Regions from separate parts of the Homo sapiens genome. Here region 1 is linked to region 2. Evidence: chromatin contacts called from ENCODE Hi-C or POLR2A ChIA-PET data. All regions are on one chromosome and are shown on one strand. Each heading gives the region's core, a stretch centred on a gene start or an enhancer-like site at or near the end of the contact. The rest is flanking DNA. Distances are from core to core; before and after follow the strand shown. Region 1 holds the start of SH3RF1 (SH3 domain containing ring finger 1). Region 2 overlaps PALLD (palladin, cytoskeletal associated protein).

Region 1 (5,492 bases), core at 129-2,628, 560 kb after region 2:
AGGATTTATGAAGTGCAATAAGGAACATAATTTCTTAAGCTCTGAAAGTGGTATCAGCTGCCTTAATAAAGTCTTCAACTCATAGGAGAAGCTGACAGAGGCCATTGAAAGTTTCCTCTACCTGAAATTTACTTTTATATCCAACTAAATTCCCTTTTTTAAGCCACTTTAGCGTTTAAGAAACCATGCCTCATGTAATCGCTCGTGGTAAATGATCCCAATATTAAATACATATGTTTCTTCGCTGTTATTAAAAATAGAACTGTTTAATTTTGCCCAACCAAAAAGAGCTGAAGGTTGACAATTCTAAAAGACACAGATTTGCTTGAAAGCAGCTAAAACAGAAAAGCGCCCTTCAGGGCAGTAGTTGATAAACTCTGAAACACATTTCTGAACGGCCTGTCCTAATCCCATTCAGAAAAGCTGGCAAAATTATCACCAAAAGAATTCGACAATGGAAGGTTGGACTGGAAACTGTGGGCATATGAAAATGAGGCCATTCAGGAAAAAGCAAGCCACTTACTGCGCCGCTCTCCCCCCACCGCCAAAATAAATGTAAAAGTGAATGCCCAGGAGAACGGGAGTAAAAAGATTTGGCTGGGAGCATTAACAGCTGTTCTTGACAAAGCCGGAGCGGGGGAGCCCCAGGGCTGCACCCCCGCTCCCACGGCGCCAAGCACAGGTACTCCCAAGCCCGCAGGGAGGCGCGGCGGCCGCTCGCCGCAGACACACCCCGGGGCCAGGTGTCGGCGGCACCCGGCAGGAGCCGGTCGCGGCCTGGGGCTGCGGCCCGGCCGGTCCCGGCGTGGGGATCTCACCCTACAGCCTCCCTCATCTCCGCCTCCCTTTAGCTCAGGCCGGGGACACAAATCCCTCTACACGACTGCGGGAAGTTTTCAAGGACTTAAAAATAAATGCGCAGGCTTAAGTTGCGAAACTCAGCCCCACAGAGTGCCACGGGGAAGCAGCTTTCTAGCCCAGCCAAGATAAGGCGACAGTCCCCAGAGAGACCGCGCCATCCGGGAAGCAGGGGGTGCTGGGCTGCGCCCGGGGAGACCGCGGCACGGAGCCCTGGCAGCTTCCTGCCCGGAGAAGGCAGAGGCCGCGGGCTGCTCCGCTTCCGCAGGTCCTGATTCCCGGCCCACGGGGACCCGAGGGCGAGGGGAGAGAGAGACCGACCCAGGGCGGGGATGGGGGAATGTCGAGACCACCGCCTTCTCCGCGGCTAGGGGTCCGCCGACGCTGGGTCCCCGTCGACCCCGCGCCGGCCGCGCGCCCTACCTCGCGCCTCGGCTCCTCCTCTTTGTTCGCGGCCCCGCAGCGGCTGCGGCGGCTGATGCAGATGCGGCCCCACCGCGCTCGCCGCTCGCAGTGTCTCTGACGCCGCGGCGGCACCGGGAGACTCCTCTCTGCTGCCCCCCTCACGCGCGCACACACACCACGCCGCCGCCGCCGCCTCCCACTTTCCCAGCCAAGGAGGGCGGAGGAAGAGGAGGAGGAGGCCGGGACGCAGCCGGCGCCCGGGGCGCAAGGGGGCGGCCCCGCGCCACAGCGCCTTCCCCGGGAGCGGGCGCGGCACCTCTCGGAGCCACCCGCCGCCGCGCCGGCCTCCCGCGCTGAGGTGACCTGCGCCCAGTACCCCGCCGGAGCCCGGGGGCGGGATTGGGGCGGCGGCCTGAGGGGGCGCTGCAAGAGCCTAGAGGATGGGGAGCGGGGCCCCCAGGGGACTACGAGGGGAAGGCTCGGGGACGGACGCCTTCTCCCTGAGGAGAACGCGCCTGAAAAATGGAGCCACCGGACGGGAAGGCGGCGGGAGTGGAGGCTGGGGGAAGCAGGAAGAAGCCCCGGGACAGGGTCCCGCCGCCTCCTCCTCCCCCCGGCGGGGCTGGGAGCCCTGGACGGACCCTTCCTCCCCAGGCTGGGCGAGTCGCGGCGCGGGAGGGGCTGGGTCCGCGGAGGCGGCGGGAGCAGCCCTGGCGGGAACCGATCCCGCTGCGCTTTGCGTCTGGTTGCCCACCCCGGACACTTACTTGGTAGAGTCGGAGCGAAGTGTTGCCCCTTAGGGCCGAGAGCGGCGTGGTGAATCGATGGGGACAGTGCCGCGGCCACCTGTCCGCACCCAGCCATCAGTCACCCCAGGACCCAAACCGGAGCAAGCCTGGAGGACCGCTGACCCCAAAGCCCAAGACTAGGAAAACGGTAGTACGGACTTCCAACCCAGGCTCGGGGGCTCTGTTATCCCTGCCCTAAGTGGGGAGAATTGAGTCTGACCTCAGGTGGGCTGGCACCGCAAAGCACGCTGAGAGGCGCCTCTTTTATCTGAGCCTGGGTGGCTGCCATCATCGCAGTAATCTTTGTTTTGGTTGCCCCAAGCACACACCTGTAAACCGAAGTGGAGTTTTGAAAAACATCTTGTCCATAGGTTTTGAGGTTTTTCAGTCTCGATTTAGTGGAGAAGCAAGTTAAAATTTTGTCACTGATCTAAAGTTGACATTACTATATTTGCATTTACCATCAATTTACAAAAAGTTATCCCAAATACCCCTCCTCAAAGGTGGGCAGAAACTAGGTGGTTATAAGAAGAAAGGGTTACAACAGATGATGCAAGAAATCTCTGCCCAGCCACCAACTAGGTTTATGATTTGACGAGGAGTCTCAGTTTATCCTCTAGTCTCCAGCTAGGGCCACAGCTAAACCATTCAAGACATAAGGATCACATAAGCCTGAAAAAATTATGACAGCTAACAATGATCACTCACTGTAAATCAGGCACTGTGCTGAACATTTTTCATGCATCAGTTCAATTCTCTCAGCAACCCTCTATGTCATCTTTTCTCAGCCTTGTTCTAAATAGATTCATATGCTGAGAGTCATAATGTATGAAAACCAAAAATAATAGCCCACTTCCCCTTCCATTAGAAGTGAGCAAATACATGGGCATTTGAGCTGAGAAAGACGACGGAAGGAATGAATGGAATGGAGAATTTCTAGTCCAGTTTGCAAACTGAAAGTTACTACTTAGTTCTGCATGTGGAACTGGGCAGATAGATGAAGATGAGGCTGACCAGAAGATTACAGTCAATAAACAGATAGGGATTATTTGCAGTTATTAAAACTGAAGCTCAAATAGGTTAACTTTCCCCTGGTCACACAGTAAGTAATGTTGAACCAAGACTCAGTCCCAGCTCTCTGGATTCCAAGTCCAGTTCTCTTTGCACCATTCCAAGGCCCTGTCTTTTGCACAGGACCGTCATATCCCCACCCTAGGCAAAGCAAAGCAGTGTGTCTCTTCCCAAGGGAAAGAAGAAACTGTTAATCATGTAATTACTCGAAAGCAAGGGACAGTTTTTATTGTGTTCTTATTTTGGTTTCCTATGTATTTTTAGAGAGCAGCACACAAGGTCATAGATAGAATGGTGCAGCTCTTGAAACTCCTGGCAAAAGAAAATCAATAGTCACACCCATTTTCTTTTCTTTTCTTTTTTTTTTTTTTTTTGAGACGGAGTTTCACTCTTATTGCCCAGGCTGGCACCCACCACACCCAGCTAATTTTGTATTTTTAGTAGAGACGGGGTTTCTCTATGTTGGTCAGGCTGGTCTCGAACTCCTGTGACCTCAGGTGATCTGCCCGCCTCAGCTTCCCAAAGTGCTGGGATTACAGGCGTGAGCCACGGCGCCTGGCCACACCCGTTTTCAAAGAACTGAAGACAGTGTGTCCCAAGACTGCAGTGGTCGAAGAATCTGGCATACATCTCATGAATATTATCTGGGATGTGGCTGCAGTTCTTTGAATGCCCCTGGTGCATGTTCTATAGTTTTTAGAACACAACACTTTTATTAGCTTTAGTTACTCCAGCTGTAAAGTGAAGTTTTAGGCAAGTTACTTTAACCTCCTGAGCCATTTTCTGTCAAATGGTTGAAAAAAAAAATATCTTTCTCAGAGTGTTGTGGGATGACTAGATGAGACAACATGCTGGTTCTTTGTAATCTGTATATCTCTATTAAAGTCAGATAGCATCATTATCATAATCTGCCAAGAATCACCCAGGCAGTTATTCTGGGCAAAGTCCTTTCTTCCCAGGGTCTTAAAAAAGTTTGGGATAGGCCAGGCACGGTCACTCACACCTGTAATCCCAGCACTTTGGGAGGCCGAGGCAGGTGGATCACCTGAGGTCAGGAGTTCAAGACCAGCCTGGCCAACATGGTGAAAACCTGTCTCTAGTAAGAATACAAAAAAAAAAAAAAAAAAAAAAAAATTAGCCAAGCATGGTGGCAGTCACCTGGAATCACAACTACTTGGGAGGCTGAGGCAGGAGAATTGCTTGAACCTGGGAAGTGGAGGTTGCAGTGAGCCGAGATTGCGCCACTGCACTCCAGTCTGGGTGACAAAGCAAGACTCTGTCTCAAATAAATAAATAAGTTTGGTATAATTCTAGTAATTGCAAAGTCCTGTCAATAATATAGGGAAAGGGGCAGTTGGGGAAGAGAAGCATGTTCATCTTTTCATGTCTGGGAACTGAACATGAAGGAAGGAATGTAAGCATGTTGTGCTTAAGATCCCTGTGACTTTGAGTAGAACCATGAAAAACATAAAACACACCCTGTGACATAATAATGATAGCTTGCGTTTACACAGTTCTTATCCTCCCAAGACTTCAAAGGACTTTCATATATATTATCTCATCTGTCTTCTCAGCATCCCTCAGAAGCGGTAAAGACAGATATGATTATTTCCATGTAGACGGGAAACAACAAGATGTAGATAAGTTATTGCTCTAAGTGGTGACAAAAATCAGATACTTAAATATCCAATCCAGAGCACTCTTTGGTAAACTTTGGTACTATGCTTTCACACGGATATATATACATGTGTCTGATTATCATTTTCCTTCAAACCTTGTTTCTTCTCCAGTTGCCATGATATTGGTAAATGATAGCACTCTTCATTCAGTTGTTCAAACTAGAAACCTAGGGGTCATCTTTGATTTCCCTTTTCCTCTCCATCAATTCTGCTAGCTTCTCCCAAAATATATTTCAATTTATACCCACTTTCCTTTGCCTCCAGTGCAAGTTTATTTAAGCCACCATCACCCTTTGTCTCTGTCCGTCCTAAACCAGCCTCTCTGTTTCCACTCTTGTCCCCATAATCTCGCCCAGAATGTAGTAACATTCAGAGTGAGCAACAAAAAATGCATAACATATCAGTTACTACATTGCTCCAAACTCATCAATTACTTCCCATCATGCCTGAAATTTAGAGTCAAACATAGTCTTTGTCTTACAAGACTCACTGCCACTTGGACCCTGCACCACTGCATCCCAGCATAGTACTCTTTCTGTCTTCTTTGCAGCACTTTTTGTGGTCTAATTTTTTTGATTCCTTATTTATTGCCTATCTTCTTTACCTGAATATAAGTTCCCTGAAGTCAGTGACTGGGTCTGTCTTCTTTACCATTACGTCCTTCACAGCCAACACATAGTGGGTTCCAGTA
Region 2 (5,311 bases), core at 2,178-4,677:
TTCCTTTTAATGTTAACAGCTAACACTGGCTATGAAGCATTTGCTCTGTGCCAGGCAATGTCCTAAGCACAGTATGTCATATCACAAAAGTAGGTGGTGGTTAGGGTTTGGAGTCTGGACCCCAGCTTGCTTTGAATCCCTATGTTAGTATTTATTAGCTGTGTGACCTTGGGCAAGTGAATTAACCTTATTGTGCTTCCATTTTCTACCTATAAAATGGGCTAATAATAAACTTACATAACTCATAAGATTGACATGATGATTAGATTTAATCTATGTTAAGTGCTGGTAACAATACCTAGTGTATAGTAAGGGTTATATAGCTGTCAGCTCTTGTTATCGTCATCATCATCATCATCATCCCCCTCACAATAACCGTGTGGTGGTTAATTTTGTGTGTCATGCATGACTAATACAAACTCTGTGAGGTAGCTTCTATTATTGTCTCCATTTTACGGAGAAGAACACTGAAGTTCAGGGAGACTGACCAAAGTCACAAAGGCAAGATGTGGCAGGACCCTCATTCAAGCCCTGGCAGCTGTTTCGAGTCTGGGCTTTTCATGCCCTACAACACTGCCATGCCACTTAACAGTACCTTCCAGAATAGTTGTCTACAGGTCAAACATATACAGGTCATGTTCTTTTTTCCCCCGTGGTTAACATTTCAGAAGAGCTTTATTTTCCCCACTGCTTGGTTTGCAGCTGAGCAGATATAAGAGGTAGCTGTATGTACAGAAAGAACTCTGACATGCAATCAGCTTAACTCCTACATGCAAAATACAGAGCTGCACACTTGCAGACATCTCGTTTTATCTTCACAGATAACCCATTGGGTATGTATTATCCCCATTTTATAGATGAGGACACCGAGACTGCTCTTGTCCAACATCACAAAGAATGGGTCTACCTCCAAAGCTTTTTCTGCTAGGCAGAATTGCTAAATTAAATGTAAAGAGATTCTATTGTAAACACTTTTGTAAAGTGAATCTGTAATAATCATAACCTAATTTGTTTGTTGTGGAAAGGTGGAGGGTCTCACTTCTTAAAAGTGACTTCATGGTTCAACTCTGATGAATGATTCTGTTCTCTTCACTTCCAGAGGAGATTTGCACCCTAGTTATCGCTGAGACTTTCCCTGAAGATGCAGGGATCTTTACATGTTCAGCAAGAAATGATTATGGATCAGCAACCAGCACTGCCCAGCTGGTTGTCACCTCAGGTATGTGAGGAGTAAAAAAAATGACTGGGTTCTGTTCCCCAGCACCAGTGTGGATGGCCACAGCAGAAAGGCACCGTCCTGGCCAGGTGCAGTGGCTCACACCTGTAATCCCAGCACTTTGGGAGGCCGAGGCAGGCAGATCACTTGAGGTGAAGAGTTCGAGACCAGCCTGGTTAACATGGTGAAACCCTGTCTCTACCAAAAATACAAAAATTAGCTGAGTGTGGTGGTGCGTGCCTGTAATCCCAGCTACTCTGGAGGCTGAGGCAGGAGAATCACTTGAACCCAGAAGGTGGATGTGGCCGTGAGCCAAGATCATCCCACTGCACTCCAGCCTGGGTGACAGAGTCAGACTCCATCAAGGAAGGAAGGAAGGAAGGAAGGAAGGAAGGAAGGAAGGAAGGAAGGAAGGAAGGAAGGAAGGAAGGAAGGAAGGAAGGAAGGGAGGGAGGGAGGGAGGGAGGGAAGGAAGGAAGGAAGGAAGGAAGGAAGGAAGGAAGGAAGGGACAAAGCGACTGTCCCAGGAAGAGAGCTCAGCTCAGCCTTCAGGAATCTGGCCACTCCAGGAGTCACCCTAACAATCTAAGTTCATCGTGAAACAAAGGCTTTAGGGGAGGGGAGAAGAAGGAGTGAAGTGGAGATGACAAACAAAAAGATAATGATCGTGTAGCAACTGAACACACAGGGGGCTTTCTTTAAAATCGTGCAGTCTTGGTCTTGGAAACGATGGAGCTGGTTTCCTAACATCCTCCCGCTAACCTAGAATCATATTCACATTGGAAAGCCACCTCTGCATCAGAGGTGCAGTCACTTTCTCAGCAGTGCCAACACATGAGATCTGGAGATACTTGTACAAATAAGCCATTGTCTGATCCACTGTTGAAACTTCTGAAAAGGTAATACAAGATAAGCCTTCTTGTATAAAATGTAATACAAGATAAAACTCAGAGAAGCTGTAAAGGCCTTCAAACTCAAATTTCACTGATAGTCTGTATCAATGATAGTATATAACTAATATGAAAAAGAAAGCAATGTATTGTATTATTGAAGTCAATTTTCAAAAATATATGGATATTTTCTAAACTCAAAAACTTACCACTAGGGAAGGCAATATGAAACAGCTTTTTTTCTTTTTCTTTTCTTTTCTTTTCTTTTTATTTGTCTGTTTTCTAGTTACTAATGAGCATTAGCTTACTTTAATTGCCTCATCTCTGCCATTCATCTTAAAGATATTTTTAAAATATGTTTTTGACCAAGCCTGGAACATAATGTACATAGTAGGGAATCAATAAATGGGTCATTTGTTAAATGATACGGACTTGGAGAGAACAACTGAATTGTACTTGGATTCCTTCAGAAGAGCAAGAACTTGGTGCTAGGTGGCAGCAGAGACACAACCAAAACTTATTTAGGGACCTTAGAGTGGCAACTGTAAATGCTTTTTCATCTTCATTAAGAAAAGAAATGGGAGGGTCATCTTAAGTGGGAAATGGTTTCTGTGAATGACTACTGTAAGTGCTGAAAGAAACCTAAGTGTCAGGATCAGAGTTACAGAGCAAAGAGGACCCCAGCGTTTTGATTCCGAGTTGGCTTCAACACTGTCCCATCAAATGGCCATAGCAGGAGTGCAGTGTTTAAACAATATGGCCAAAACCCTGGGCTCTATAAGTCTGAGTGGCAAAAATTTGTGTGTAATATTTTCCATTTGTTTCTGCAGTAAATCTGCTATAGGTCAAACATAATCAACAAATATTTTATTTCTGAGCTTTTTGTTTACCTCAATAAGCATTTTTGAGTGCATGCCAGGAGCTCTGCTGGGCTGTGTGGGCAAGGTGCAGAATCTAAAAAAGACGTGATCTCAAGATGCTTTCAGCCTATTGAGGGCAACAAATAAAAATCTCTTTCGTACTGAGTTATAGTTGGAGCAATCACCTAATATGGAAAAAAATATTTTTATGAGATTATGAAATTTTACTTGGACTCCAAGGTTTACCTTCCCTAGCTTTAGATGAATATCCACATAAAACCTTTACAGCTTGAGCCAATTTGAGTAGTGACAGCTAGGATGTTCAGTCGGACCCATGGACCAAAACGTGAGAGGACAAAGCATTGTTGGTTGATACTGTTTGTGTTGTCACTTTTTTTGCCAAGTTCTATCTTTAGCTCTTGTTTGGAATTTTTATGATTCGGTAGCTGGGTTCCCCAAATGTGAGCTCAGTCAGGAAATGAAACGGTAGCACTCGTTCAAAACAAGCTTGAAAGAACCAGGCCCTCCAGCTGGCAGTGCTTCTGCGTCAGATGAGAGCAGCACAATCACCTCTTCTTTAACAACTTCACACAACACAGGGATTCTCAGAAGACTCTGACAGTGTGAAATCACTTGTTGAACTAGTGGCATCTTCTTATGTTTTTCCTCTCTTTCCCCTTCCTTAGCCAACACTGAAAACTGTAGTTACGAGTCAATGGGAGAATCCAACAATGACCACTTCCAACACTTTCCACCTCCCCCTCCAATCTTGGAGACAAGTTCCTTGGAGTTGGCTTCAAAGAAACCATCTGAGATCCAGCAGGTGAACAACCCTGAGTTAGGCCTGAGCAGGGCAGCCCTTCAAATGCAATTCAATGCTGCTGAGAGGGAAACGAACGGAGTCCATCCCAGCCGTGGAGTAAATGGACTGATTAACGGCAAAGCTAACAGTAATAAATCTCTTCCAACACCAGCTGTCCTGCTTTCACCCACTAAGGAGCCACCACCTCTGCTTGCCAAACCAAAACTGTGAGTATTTCTGCATGGTTTTATAATAATTTCCATACCCCTGTTACATTTCCTGTCTGGTGAGAAAAAAACTTTTGCCTGTATTCAACTATGTGGCAAGTTGGCCTTGACTCATGGGACCTTGCTGCCAAGTGGTGTCTTTCAACAATATAAAAGACACCTAAAAATAAAGAAGGGAAATGAAAAGCTTGGTGAAATCTGCCCTTTGCTGAAAGCTATAACTGGTTATGGCTGTGAAAATATCTGTGCCCAGTGTGGGCTTCCAACATACAGCTAAGGATGTAGCCACTCCCTGGAGGCCATGGAAAAGGGGGATCTACTTTCAGCCCTTTATTAAAAGCATTTCAAAAAGTGAGTATAAGTACTTTGCATTTGTTACTTTAAATATTAAGTATCAGTAAGAAGATCTGATATAGACAAGCGGGGAAAGACTAAAAACTGAGGCTGGAAATTCAGGGTGCAGATCCTGGCAGGGCAATGAAACTGGAGGGAAGCAGGCTTGTGGGCAAGAAGAGCGCCCTTCACAACACAGGCTACTTGGCTTGGAATTCCATGGAGCTGCATATTTCCATGAATACCATCTTCACAGTTGATGTCCATTATTTTCTTAGGATGATAAACCTTGCATGAGCTGTTTCCATTGGCACCGCACAGCAGAGAGTTGTTATGAATGGAGCCATTACAATGTCAGAGAGAGGCAGAAATAAATTAGCTCAAAGGGTTCTACCATAGCGCAAGAGACCCTGAATTACTGCCCTGCCAGAGGTTAGTGGAAATGTAAGAGTCATAGTGAATGTGTATGTATTCTATGAGGTCACATTCCCATGAGAATGTATTTGCCAGAACCTAGGAAAGCCCCTTCTATTTACCCATATCTGATGTTTTTGATTTGGGGCAGGAAGGGCTTCTTTAGGGGTTATTCTTTATTTCCCTAGCATTGACTAGCCTACTCTTTTCTCTCTGTGATCAGTTCATTTGTTAGAAATGTTAGAATTTAAAAGATATTTGAATTAGAATAACACCTTACCTTTGTACATCACTTTATTGTTTACTGAGTGATTTCATGAACAACATTAGACTAATCAAATAACAAAAGCAGTCAAAAGAATACCTTAAGTTAAGAAATGGGCTAACAATTATATAAAACCAGACTTCTGGACAATCTTGGGTTGCAGTTTCAAAAATCGATATATTGCTACCCTCTACTTAATTTTGCATTGTGTTCTGGCTCTCTTTTAAGACAGTAGGGCTACTCACTAAGCTTGTACACAATAGTGTGAAAGGTGCTGGTGAACATTTAATACCTATGCGCCATC

The links. Hi-C counts contacts between places; a loop is a spot of excess contacts on that map. ChIA-PET counts read pairs that join two places held with the same protein, here RNA polymerase II (POLR2A). Pooled maps may share reads with other maps.
Region 1: a loop to region 2 is called in a map of psoas muscle, with 5 times the contacts of the local background. The contact joins the promoter of SH3RF1 here to the enhancer-like site in region 2. A Hi-C loop is called at or near these places in 1 of 168 maps with a recorded cell type or tissue (psoas muscle), 1 of 37 single-sample maps with no recorded cell type and 2 of 50 pooled maps. POLR2A ChIA-PET finds 5 or more read pairs at or near these places in 1 of 52 experiments (GM12878).

The regions. Positions count from the first base shown.
Region 1 is chr4:169,269,578-169,275,069 of GRCh38, forward strand. It overlaps SH3RF1 (SH3 domain containing ring finger 1), which reads right to left and starts at 1,379. Exons shown (of 12, transcript NM_020870.4): 1 at 1,282-1,379. RefSeq lists silencers at 600-819, 1,060-1,819, 1,860-2,009.
Region 2 is chr4:168,707,929-168,713,239 of GRCh38, forward strand. PALLD (palladin, cytoskeletal associated protein) reads left to right here. Exons shown (of 22, transcript NM_001166108.2): 9 at 1,100-1,219; 10 at 3,653-3,995. Among named protein-coding and RNA genes, the nearest start is that of PALLD-AS1, 62 kb to the left of the region's middle. Within about 2 kb of position 3,428, at least 10 of the 41 ENCODE cell types and tissues checked have a DNase peak (open chromatin) inside an H3K27ac peak, as active enhancers do.